2 separate regions of the Mus musculus genome follow, and region 2 is linked to region 1. Evidence: chromatin contacts called from ENCODE Hi-C or POLR2A ChIA-PET data. All regions are on one chromosome and are shown on one strand. The core of a region is the stretch at or near the end of the contact, and the rest is flanking DNA. Distances in the headings are between cores, read along the strand shown. Region 1 holds the start of Rhbdf2 (rhomboid 5 homolog 2). Region 2 holds the start of Snhg16 (small nucleolar RNA host gene 16).

Region 1 (6,091 bases), core at 2,461-4,960:
AGAAACAAGAATCCAAGGCCTGGGCCTGGAGAGATGGCTCGGCAGTTTAGGGCACTGGCTGTTCTTTCAGAGGACCTTGGTTCAATTCCCATCATCCACATGATAGCTCACAGCCATCTGTATGTAACTGCAGTTCCACGGGAGGATCCAGCGCCCTCTTCTGGCCTGAAGTCATACAAATAGGGCACAGGCACACATGCGGGGGGGGGGGTGGGGGGACGACGACGACGGACACACTTATACATATAAGAAAATTTAAAAAATAAACAAGTTGGTGGTTGTGCATGGCTTTAGTCCCAGCACTTGGGAAACAGAAGCAGGCAGATCTCTGAGTTCAAGGATAGTCTGGTCTACAGGGCAAGTTCCAAGACTAGACAGAGAAACCCTGTATGGAAAAACAAACAAACAAACAAAAAAGTTGCAGGCCAGCTGGGCGTGCTGGTTCACATCTTTAACCTCAGCTCCCAGGAGGCAGAGGCAGAGACAGGTGAATCTCTGTGAATTTGAGACCAGTCTGGGCTAGATAGTAAATTCCAGGCCAGCCAAGGCTACATAGTGAAACTTTGTCTCAAGACAAGATAAGGGAATAAAAAAATATTCAAGCCAGTCTGCTTTACAGAGCAAAGTACTGTCTCAATTTTTTCAGTATTTATTTCAATTTTTTACAGTTTTTTTTAAGTTATAAAAACATAGCAAGTGTATGCATTCCACTTTTTGTTTTTCTACTCAAGGGCATTTTGGAGATAATTCCCTATCAACACACAGTTACCTCATTGCTTTTAACAGCTGCAATGTGACATTCCCACACGTTACACCCAACTGTTTCTCACTCTCCCACACCAGGCAGGAGAGGTGGTTTACTGCAGCCAAGTCTGTGATCTCTCCATCTCCAGGGCTAGGGCGGCATGGCACAAGTCTCTGATGTCACCGAAGCATCATGCATATTCTCGTCCTTGGCCGTACAGGGGTGAGGACACAGCCCAGCCGTCCAGCAGTGAGGACACAGCCCAACCGTCCAGCAGTGAGGACACAGCCCAGCCCAGCCCAGCCCAGGTGCCAGAGTAGCATCTGCCAGGCTGAGAGGTGGATTGGGCCTGAATGGTTCCAGCAGCCCCACGGTGCCTCTTCTGCCTGATGCTCTTTGCTGCCATGGGACAGACAGAATGATCCTCACATGATGGAACTCACACGCATGCCAGGCAAGTCCAGCCTCCCACCTGCACCCCAACCCCCAGGGCTGGTTCTTTTGCCGCTCTCAGCATGGTTTCCTAAGGATATGTGGAGGGGTCACTAAATGGCTCCCTGCCTGTGCTTCAGAGAAACAGCTCCCAAGTTTGGGGTTATTATCTGTCTTTGCCCCAGCCTTGCCTTTCCGTGGCTGGAGACTGGGAAGGAGAAGTTTGCCACCCTGCCTAATAGGAAGTAACTAAAGCTCTAAGCATGTGGTGCACACACATTTTATTTATTTATTTTTACATGAATTAGTGTTTTGCCTGTGTCATATATGTATGTATGTATGTATGTATGTATGTGTTAAGTATGTATTATGATGTACATGCCTGTGGAGGTATAAGAAGGGCATTTGATCTCTGAAACTGAGTTAAGGCTGTCTGCAAGATCCCAAGTGCATGCTGGGAACTGAACCTGGGTCTCTGCAACATCAGCAAAAGCTTCCAACCATATAATTATTTCCCCTGCCCCACTTTTTTTTTTTTTTTTTTAAGATTTATTTATTGCCGGGCAGTGGTGGCACACACCTTTAATCCCAGCACTTGGGAGGCAGGAGGATTTCTGAGTTGGAGGCCAGCCTGGTCTACAGAGTGAGTTTCAGGACAGCCAGGGCTACACAGAGAAACACTATCTTGAAAATAAAAAAATAAAATAAATTTTAAAAATTCTTTTATTTATATGAGTCCACTATAGCTGTCAGACACACCAGAAGAGGGTATCAGATCCCATTACAGATGGTTGTGAGCCACCATGTGGTTGCTGGGAGTTGAACTCAGGACCTCTGGAAGAGCAGTCAGTGCTTTTAACCTCTGCTCTACCCAACCCACCAACGTGGCAGACTGGGGGCAGGGTGGTTAAGAGCAACAAGAGCCCAGAGACCTGGCTCACCTCTGAAAGCAGCTCTGCTGCAGCGCCCCCTGGTGGTGGTCTCTCCATACTCTCTGGCTGGGCGAGGACTTCAGAAAGAAAGACTGAGGCCATTGGTGCAGGGGCTGAGGATAGGGACTCCAGACCTGGGGGTACAGGTCTAGTTCGTTCCTCTGCCATTTCCTGCCTGCCGTAAGTTTCCACATCAAATCCCAAGTGAGGGGCTAACCCAGGCCCTAGGCATCTGTATCAGTGGCACCCCCTGCCCTTCTCCGGCCTGCTGTTCTTGTTCAGGAGCTGACAGGTCCGGCGAGTGCTCGTAGGTGGGAGCATGGGAGTGTTGGACAGGGTGTCATAAATGTAGGCCTTCGTACAGGGCTAGGTACGCGAACATGAAGAGTGGTACTCTACCAGGAAGTGGGTAAGAACATCACAAGATGGCACCACCCAGAGCCGAGTTAAGGGAGGGATATCTGGGTCCAGGAGGGAGATGAGGAGGCACAGCCCAGCTCCTATGGGCTCAAGGTGGCTAGAGACGTGGGCTAAGGAGGATAAAAGCCTGTGGCTTAAACTTGAGGGAGGGCCGGCCGTCACCACTACTAATAATAGCAAAGATAACAGCAGCTGCTAGTTAGAGCCAGGGGCCCCACAAATGCTCCCTGTTACTGCTACCACACAGAGAGGGGAAAGCTGAGACCGAGGAGGCTTAGGGGATTCATCTAAGACCACAGGAGCAGTCAATGGCAGATCAGGATTTGAACCCCCGGCTCTGTTAGCTGGAGTCATATATAGTTATTTCTCATTACAGCCAACAAAGCAAGTTACTTGGTCAGTATTGGCCAGGCTAGAGTATCCAAAGCCTGGGCCTGGGGGCTGTTCATGACACGGAGATGTGGAGGGCCTTCCTCTGCATCTATTGCCAGTTACTGTGAGAGCCAGCTTTCAGCCTTAGCAAGAAGCCTCTGTGTCCTTGGGTGCAGAGCAACATTCACAGTTTCCTAAGGGACAGTCCCAAGAACTAGCATATACCTCGGTTGCCTTTCCAACTGCTCTGTGTTTAGTCCTGGGGTGGTTAAGGGGACAAGACCCAACTTCCAGCAAGGACCCGGTCTGGCCTAGAAGGGATGCCAGGCCTGAGGAGAGATCATTCTAATGGACGAAGGAGAGACAGCAGCTAGAGAAGGCCAAGGCTTCCTAGACGATGTAGCTGCAGCGATCGATCGGGGATTCTGGAAAGGATGCAAGCCTAGTCGAGGCTCCTGGAGTCAAAGGAGCCTGAGGTCACACGAGAAAGAGAAGGGGAAATTGAGTGGTTTTTGCTTGGTTGTTATGGGGGTGTGTCCGTGTGAGCGCGTGTGTTGCTGGAGATCGAACCTAAGATCTGTGTGCTAGGCAAGTGTTTAAATGTGGCCATAAGTGGAGCAGCAGGAGCTACAAGCCCAGGCAGAAGCCGCGGGCCGACCACGCCCCCCGAAGCACCGCCCACACACCAAGAAGCCCCGCCTCAATGAGGCCCCGCCCACACCCAGTCCCCGCCCCTGCGCCCTCGCGCAGGTAGGGAAGAGGCGGAGCGCTGGCGCTCAGCCTTGTAGCCGCCGCCCCGCCGCTGCCCACTCTGCTCTCAGCCGCTTCCCGGGACGTGGGGCCTCCGAGAGGTGAGCACGGGGAATTGGGTGCGGCGGAGCTCGGGTCCGCTAGGCCGCGGGTGGCCAGGGATTCACGGGGCTGCCCCGTTCGGCCGCGGGGAAGGTCGGGGGCTGTGCGCCCCGCAGAGCGCCCTAGAGGCCGAGGCTGGACTCTGTGCCCGCGGGACCGCTGGATCCCTCCCGCAGATCCTTGGCCTCTGCTGGGACCAGGACGCCTAAAGGGGTTCCCCGGGGCACAGTCACCAGATGTCTGGGCGCGTGGTTTGCGCAAAAGTTTAAAAGCCCAGAGAGGAAGAGAGGGCACTGCCCAGTGTTGGAACATGCGACTCCGCCTCCAACCAGAAATCCCTTTTAGACCTTAAGACTATATTCCCCTGTCTCCCGGGTGAACTTCCAAAGTCCTCGGGCAGCGTTTTGTGCGTGGAGCTTCGCCGCCGTGGTAGTAACAGGTGCGGGGGTGGGGGATGGGGAAGGCTCACACCGCCAGAGTAGTCCGCGGCTCAGAAAGTGTACTCAGGAGTCCTGGCTTAAGGACCGAGGGGTTTGGAGAGTTGGGCCCCCAGCTGATGTTTCTGCATTGGATTGAAAGTTAGGGAGCGAAAGGTCTGTAGGGCCCAGGTCTCTACCACAACCCCAGGGCAGAAGGGAAGCCAGGTCCATACCTTGATTCAACTCCAGGAAACACCGAGCCGCGAGTCTGTAGGGCCGGGACATAGAGAGCGAAGGTGAGGTGTACCTGAGGGATTGCCTCATAGGTGGAGCGGTTGCTGTTTCTCAACCAGCTGCATTGGGGGTTCCAGTGTGGGTGACATCTTGTGGTGAAATACTGTCCCCAGCATCTATGTTGTGCTGTTGTGATTGTAGTCAGGGAGAAGAAAATGAAACTTGGTTTCAAGCAGTGGTTCTCAGCTTAGGGGTGCTTTTGCCCGCTAAGGATATTTGACAATCCCTGGAGACACTTGGCCATCACAGGTCTGCCCCACAGTACAGAATCTGGCCCCTCAAAAGTCAACATTGAGTGACCGTCCTATGACCACCAGCCCACTAGGGTACTTCTTGTGAATTTCTCTCCCTACCTAAGTTTCTCCAGGGGCTGGGAAGGGCCAGGACGAATCTCAGTGAGAGATAAAGAGATAGGTGGGCAGGCTTCGCCCTGGCTGGCCACTGGCCCTGTGGAGGAGAAGCTGGGAACAGTGGCTCTCTCGAAGCACAGGTCTGTAGTACTTTACCCAGGATAGCTTCAGACACAGGATAAGCTCAAGGTAAGCCAGAGTAGCCCTGGGGATGGAGGAAGGGCAGGACCAAGCTCTGTTCCCATGGAGTTTCCCAAAGCTGGATGAGCTGAGGTCTCCCGGATAGCGGAATGCCATGTGACCAACTGGAATTTTCCTTCTGAACACAGAACTGACTCCCCTAGCTATTTACACCAGGAAAGTAACATCCAAGGAATAACGGGTCCACTGATTCCCTGTGGCTCCTCTCTTTCCTTCCAACAGGATGGGTTGCCCCTGGGGCGGTAGGAATCCTGGTCAGGGTGAGCTCAGGCCCTGCTGTAGTATTTGCTGAGTGACAGTAAAGGATGGAGGCTGGTAAAGAGCTTTCCACCCACGGGGTCCCCCAAAACCGCGGAGTTGGGCTCCTGGGCTGTACTCTTAGCTTTCTGGGAATGGAGGTGAGGCTGTTGCTGGCTGGGTAGGTCAGGGCCAGAATCCTCTCTTCCGGCAACTAACATTTCCATCTCCCTTTGTCCTGTCTAGTTTTGGACACTTCTTGCTTGAGAGCCCTGGTGGGGTGAGAAGGGAGTGGTGGGACTGGGGGCGGGGCAGGAGTCTCGGGTTGGTTGGTTGGTTGATTGATTTTGGTCTTTTTAACCATAAAACCCTGATGTGTAGCTAGACTTGGTGGTGTGTGCTTTGATGTCCCAGCATTGGCAGGTAGTGGCAGGAGAGTCAAGAGTTTGTCACCCTCAGTAACAGAGTGAGTTTGAGGCCAGTCTGGGCTCTACAAGACCCTGTCTCAGAAACCCAGCAGAAGACCAGACCTTTACAATGTAGCAGTTACCACTACTGTATATGGCTCTGAAGTCATAAAGTTAAACACCCAGACCTCCTCAAAGCCACCTACCCCAAACCTGTAACTCTAGCTTCACTCGCTCATTCTGGTCAGTGCCCACCCCCACCCCCACCCTTTCTATACACGCTGCTGCCAGGGGAGGGGAGGAGACTTCCAAAAGAGCAGGGGTAAATCACCCCAGACTGGAGCAGGACGACCACTGGGGGCTCAGGCCTACTCTGGGCTCACTGATGTTTTTCTTGTGACCTGAGCTCTGGACAGTGCCCTCCTTGGTT
Region 2 (6,091 bases), core at 901-3,400, 47 kb before region 1:
TATCATCATGGACTCAGCTCCCACAGCAGGTCAGCCTTTGTGCACGAGAACTTTTTACAAGTTTTTAAAAAAGATTCAGCAAATGTTCTTAACCACTAAGCCATTTCTCTAATCACTCCTGTCCTCTTAAAGACAAGGTGACTCACAGGAAGGAAGCCAAGACAGAATTATGAGTTTGAACCCAACCCCTGTTCCACAACAAATGCAAGGCCAATCCAGGTTACAAGGGAAGACTCTGGAAAAAGGTCACTTCCAGCAGCATCTGCCTTACAGCTGAGCCAGAGTCTTTGGCAAGTCTTTGTAGACTATCAGTGAAATCCCTAAAATGGTACAGGTCACCCACTACAGCGACCCTACTGAAGGGCAGCCATTACCACACCTGCCACTAAGAGGTGACACTATACAAAGGAGTGTCTCCTTTCCCCACCCACATGTACAAAAGCATATGGCTGTCTGTTAAGACTGAGGATTAAAAAAACCTATCTCAGGAGGTGCTTAAACATAGCCAGTGCTCTGGTCTTGCTGTGAGAATGGTCATCAAACCGTTTCTCCATGCCTGCTCAAACCTCGAGGACTCTTAATTCCACTCCATACCCGTCTCATCCACTGACCTGGGTGGAAATGTGTGTATTTTAACACTTTTTACGTGTTCTGAGAGATATCCAGGTTTGGAAGCCAGTGATTCTGTGTTACAGAAGACAAGGCTCTGTGCTACTCCCAGGTAGCAGGCCCAAATCTTTACTTAACCCAATTTCTAGGCCAAAAAACAGCTTGGTGGCTAAAGGGGAAACCAAACTCACTCAAGTCAACCAGACACATAGATGCAGTGGCACACGCATATACAAAAGAAACAGAACCCACTCACTGAACGTCAGTTTACTTAGCAGTTGAGTGAGGAACAATTTTGTATTCACCAATGTTAAATGCAGCTTGTGAGAGTGCTGAGTAAGGAGGACCACGCCCTCCTCTGGACAATCAATCCCCAACAACCTCTAACCCCACCCCCACCCCAAACCTAACAACCAACCCTTCCCAGCTACCACAACCCCTGCGACTCTATGAAGCTCTTACCAGGCGCAGGCATCCTGAAGGCCCTTGTGCACCACCACGCCTTTCCATGATGCTTCCTGGAGACAACACCTCCGTCTGAAGGAGTAATAAAGAGATCCCACTTCATTCTAACAGAAGCAACCTTACTGTGGTCATTCTCAAAACAGACCTCAAAACGTCGAGCCTCAGTAAACCATGACTCTTCACAAAAGTGTCATTTCAGACAGGGATAACTTAAATCATCCTCAGCTCAACCAGCAAGAGGCCCCCCAAACCCCCCAGTGCCAACCCAACTCATTTTTGGAAATCCGGTTCTGGCAACCACGTTGAGTTGCAGAACGACACTCTATAGCCCCAAATTACACCGGCACAGACCCTCTTCTGGACTTGTTTGGAACCCTTACCGACACGGGCTGCAGAGGGCTCAACGCGCATTCTTCTGGCTGAACTTGAGAACTATGTCTGAGGCAGATGCCCACCATCTACCTATGCCTTCTGACGGGTGGACCACACCGAGCCCGTTGGCTTTCAGGGATCCAGCCATTACTTCTGAGACGGAACCTGCATCTTGTCTCCCGAGTGCCAAAAGGCAATGCCTTCGGGGAAGGAGAAGTTATGCCGCGTTAGAGCTAACGGCTTTCAGTTTTCAATCCCGTTCATGACAATCTGTAGTTAGCAGGAGTCACTCGTGTTCACTTAAGGCCACCACCCTCAATGGAGACCCCAGGGAAGACAGAGCTGAGCACATGGCTGGCTTTGGGTCACAGAGAGAAGACCGCTCCCCGCCCCAAGAGAAGGGAGATCGAAGACCAAAAAGGGCTTCATCCCGTCCGCATCAAACGTCTCGCAGTCTGGGGAGCATTTCCTTAGACAGCATCTCAGACCTCCTAAGGCCCACAATAGCAAAGGAAAGGGCTGATCGTCGACACGTCACCTCCGGAGAGAGCAAGCGTGTCGACGGTATGTGTAGGAAAAACCTCATCTTCCCTTTTCCACAACTTACCATCACCCAAAGCTTAGGCCTTTCAGGGAGAACACCACAGACCCGCGCGGCCATAACTTCCAAACACGCGGCAGAGGACCTCGGAAAGGACGAGATCGCGCTTGCGCGCAGTCTTCCCGTTTTCCCTCCCCTCCGCAAGTCTCGCCGGAACTCTCGCGATGTCGAGAATGGTTTGATGGGAAATGTAGTTCTAAATCTACCGTTGCCAAGAATGGGTCGTCTCACCTCACATTGAGTGAAGAGAAAGGGGTAAGATGGTGGCAGCCACCAGGGGCAGCAGAGGGTTCGGGGTAAGGAGCTTGGACTGTGAACTTCGGCGGTCCCCCGCTAAGTCTGGGGAGGTGGAGAATGTTCGAGGGTTCAGGGACCGTTGAGGAAACTGAGGCTCGTTAATTGTGCTGCAGATTTTTATCTGGGGTGGAGAAATGTCACTTGGCTTAGTTCCTTAGTGAAGTCCAGGGAGAGTCCCAGGGAATGGGCAGAAGCTTTTAAGATGGGGGCGAGAGCGGGTTCCGGCGGCAGGGGGCACTCGAGAGCTGCAGGGGCGACCGTCAGTAGCAGCAGCAGCAGCCCCAGGTATTCGCCTGCCTGTGGCACTGTTCTCACAGGGAAGATACAATGAAATCGGCGCTGAGGACTAGCCGGTATAAGTTGGAGATAAAAACCATTTTAATAGAGGGGTTTAGTGTGAGGATTAGGAGAAAGAGAAGCGCTCAAGAAGAATGCATACCCAGGGTGGGAACTGGCTCAAGGAGAGTTGCAATTGATTGTGTTAGCCATGTATAATTCTAGTAGCTCGTGAGTTACATCTTAAAAGGTTGCTAGGAGACACCCCCTCCCCACTTTCTTGCTATCTTGGTAAGTGAAATAAGTGTGCTGGCCCCAGAGAAGCGTTGGATGGAACTGTAGGCACAAGTCGCTAGGGGTTGCATGGGGGTGGGGGTGGTGTAATTGGTGAGGGTCGCTGAAAAATTGTAGTTTAATATCTGGGAAGGGCAAAAGGGCCTTCAGCAGTTGGTAATTATGCCAGAATTCTTGTTTCTCTGTTGGCAAGAGACTTGACAGGATTCCTGAATGAGGGACCCTCTTCCTCTATCGTGGGCGTGTTTTCCATGTCTTTCGATCCTGCCTCGTTCGTTTAGAGTATCATTTTGCATGGGGCATCTTGACTTCATTTTTAAATAGGACAAAATGGCAAGGCAGGGCCAGAACTTATACCTATTTACAAGCTAGTTTAAATTTACAAGATCTAGAGCCTTTTATTCACAACCCTCGCCCGGTCCTCCAGTCCTCCTCAAATGGAACTCTGTAGCATTTAGCCTGTATCATCTTTTTAATGTGGAAATCTGTTACTCACTCTTAATGACCATATCCGTGTATATTTCTCTCCTTTAATTTAATTGTGAGTCCTTTTGGGGGGAGGGAACTCTCTTAATATTTTTTTTATTCCCTCATAGTGCTGGGCTTAGTGTTGGGCTGTGTCTTTCTCACAGAATGTCCCAAGGAGATAATCAATAATGTATTCAGCAAGAACACAGGCCCTTGAATTTTCTATCTTACCCTTGAAGACAGACTATTTTGTTGAGTTCTGACAGGAAGGATGCATTTTCTCTCGGCACATTAAGTTCTTTCATGTGAGACTTGCAGGGGGAATTCTCAAGAATTTGCCCAAAGCCGCTTGTGAAACTCGTGGGCACGTGACCTTCGGCAGACAAGATAATAATGGTAGTTAGCACATGACGAATTGGATTCGCTAGGTGGCTGCTCACTGTCTCAGGTTCTTTAACCCTCGCTATCTATGAAGCCCTGGGACTATCCCATCTGGCAGATGAGAAGACACGTGTCAAGAGGGGAGGGGAGGGGCTGGTTAAAGCCTCAGTGGTGCCTGACTTGGTTTGATCTCAGCCCGCAGAGTTTATGCTTTTATCATTCGGTTGCTAATGCGCTGAGCGAGTTGACCTACTACATAAGAGCTTTTCTTCCAGGGGGACAAGTAGGGCGGAGGAGGATTTGTGTCTTTAAAAATTGACGTGTGGGTATGAACATGTATGCAGGTGCACATGTATGAGAGTAGGTGGGTGCATGTAGAGGTCAGACATCAACTTTGGGTGCCTTTCTCAGTCACTCTCCACTTTAGGTGTGAAGTCCAAGTCTCTCACTAACCCTAGAGCTTGTGGATTGGCCAGACAGACTGACCAGTGAGCTCCAGGGATCCCCTGTGTCTCCACTTTCCCAGAGCTCAGACAACAGACACTGTTCCCACCTTCTGCTGCTGCTCTGTTTACTTATGCAGTGTGTTGGCGTGGGGGTCGCCTGCGTGTACAGTCTGTGCACCACGTGTGTGCCTGGTGCCCACGGGGGCCAGAAGAGGGTGTCAGATTACCCCTGGGACTAGAGTCACAGTTGTAAGGTGCCATTTGGTTTCTGTGACTAGGACCTGAGCCCCGTAGAAGAGCAAACGCTCTCAGCCACTGAGCTATCTCTCTAGCCCCTCACCTGGCTTCTTAGTGAGCACCAGGGATCTGGCCTCGTGTCCCCTTCTTGGGCAGCAGGTGCTTTACCAATTGAGCGATGTCCCCAGCTGCATTTTTCTGTCTTTCCAGAGGTGGTTGGAGGCTAATAAAGTAACATTGACACAAGGATGCTGGCCACCTGCTTTGTTGGTTTGAGCCACGCGGTGGCAGAGTGGAGGAGGAGACTCTGTAGGAGCCTTTTGGTGTCTGGCTTTGGGATCTCCTGCTGTCTCAGGGCTCCAGGCTAATTGCCACTCAGTGTGCAGAGAGGCCACTATTCTGCCTGTAGGTCTCTGTGTGGGTTTCACACCTGGAAGGGCACACTTTCCCCTGCACAACTCAGTTATACGTCGTGGAACAGCCACAGACACACGGCCAGTAAGAGTACCACCAGCAGCTGGGCAGTGGCCGCCCAAGAGGCTGGAGCAAACTCCAAAGGCCTTGTGCCTGAGCAGGCCCGAGGTACGACTGTGTGTGTGGGCAGTCCAGAAATAACTGGAAAAGCCTCAAAGGCCGCATCAGAATCCCTGAATGAGCAGCCAAGGTCAGAGCTGCTCAGAATGAAGTGCTAATGCTACTGTGATCTCACTTGTGCCCCGTGCGGCTGAGATCCGGTGCAGCTGAGCCGTGTGTACAGTGGAATCCCATAACCATTCTACGAGATCTACAAGTGCAGACTACAGCTATCAGGTGAAGCACCACAGTCCAGCGCTAAGTGTGGGAAACAGGCAAGCTGGCTATCAACCCAAGGCTCAGAGTTAGTCAGCTGGCCTTGTGGGCAGGGGAAGTCACTGACAGGATTTGAGAAAGATGTGGTTTCTGAAACCCGTAGCAAGAAAGCAGTCTTTACAGTATTGATGCTCCCTTCTTAATTGCGAAGGGAATCTTGGACTTTATTAATAAGGTCATGAAGGAGGGTTGCTGATGCCTCCAAGACACTGGCTGCTTACACTCAGAGCATCTGCACCAGTGCTTTCACAGGAAGTGCATCTGTGTGCAGGCGCGTTGGAGGCCTTCCTGTAAACTGTTCCTCCTCCATCTTGTCTACAATACAATTCTGGCCAAGTTTGGGGAATTCTTCTTGCCTTTCCAAACAACAGCCTCTCTTCTGGCTCTGGGACATGGTAGAGACGCGATGCTTGGACTTGCCACGGCCGTCTGGAATCTGTGAGGCTCCCCTCAGAGCAAGAGCCAAATCCCTCTGAGGATGGGCTGGAAAGAAAAAAGGAGTCCTTGAGACTGCTGGTCAACTTCTGGAGAGAGTCAGCCCTGAGACCCTCGGCTTTCATCTCTCGTTGGTTTAAAGATACCCTTTCATGTGTACTATTTCGGTATGTGGGATACGCCTTAAACGTTTCAGTGAAATACCGAATGTGAGATGTAAGGAAGAAGTCTTATTGTTTAAGTTTCAAGCTGCGGGTTCTGTTGAGAGTTCTAGTTCTAGTTAGCCTAAATGATACCCACACTCCCCATTTCCTCACGAAGAATTCCCTGGAATCCAGGTGTGGTGGCGCTACCTTTAATT

Evidence for each region. A loop is a pair of places that touch in the nucleus more often than their neighbours do. ChIA-PET counts read pairs that join two places held with the same protein, here RNA polymerase II (POLR2A).
Region 2: POLR2A ChIA-PET joins it to region 1 with 33 read pairs in Patski. The contact joins the promoter of Snhg16 here to the promoter of Rhbdf2 in region 1. A Hi-C loop is called at or near these places in 1 of 37 maps with a recorded cell type or tissue (mouse trophoblast stem cell). POLR2A ChIA-PET finds 5 or more read pairs at or near these places in 4 of 5 experiments (Patski and embryonic stem cell).

Annotation. Positions count from the first base shown.
Region 1 is chr11:116,621,839-116,627,929 of GRCm38, reverse strand. It overlaps Rhbdf2 (rhomboid 5 homolog 2), which reads left to right and starts at 3,710. Exons shown (of 19, transcript NM_001167680.2): 1 at 3,710-3,752.
Region 2 is chr11:116,667,719-116,673,809 of GRCm38, reverse strand. It overlaps Snhg16 (small nucleolar RNA host gene 16), which reads right to left and starts at 2,150. Exons shown (of 5, transcript NR_027821.1): 1 at 2,054-2,150; 2 at 1,455-1,646; 3 at 1,072-1,146. Snord1c (small nucleolar RNA, C/D box 1C) reads right to left here and starts at 1,305; the gene lies at 1,228-1,305. Prcd (photoreceptor disc component) reads right to left here. Exons shown (of 5, transcript NM_001163318.1): 5 at 5,421-5,778.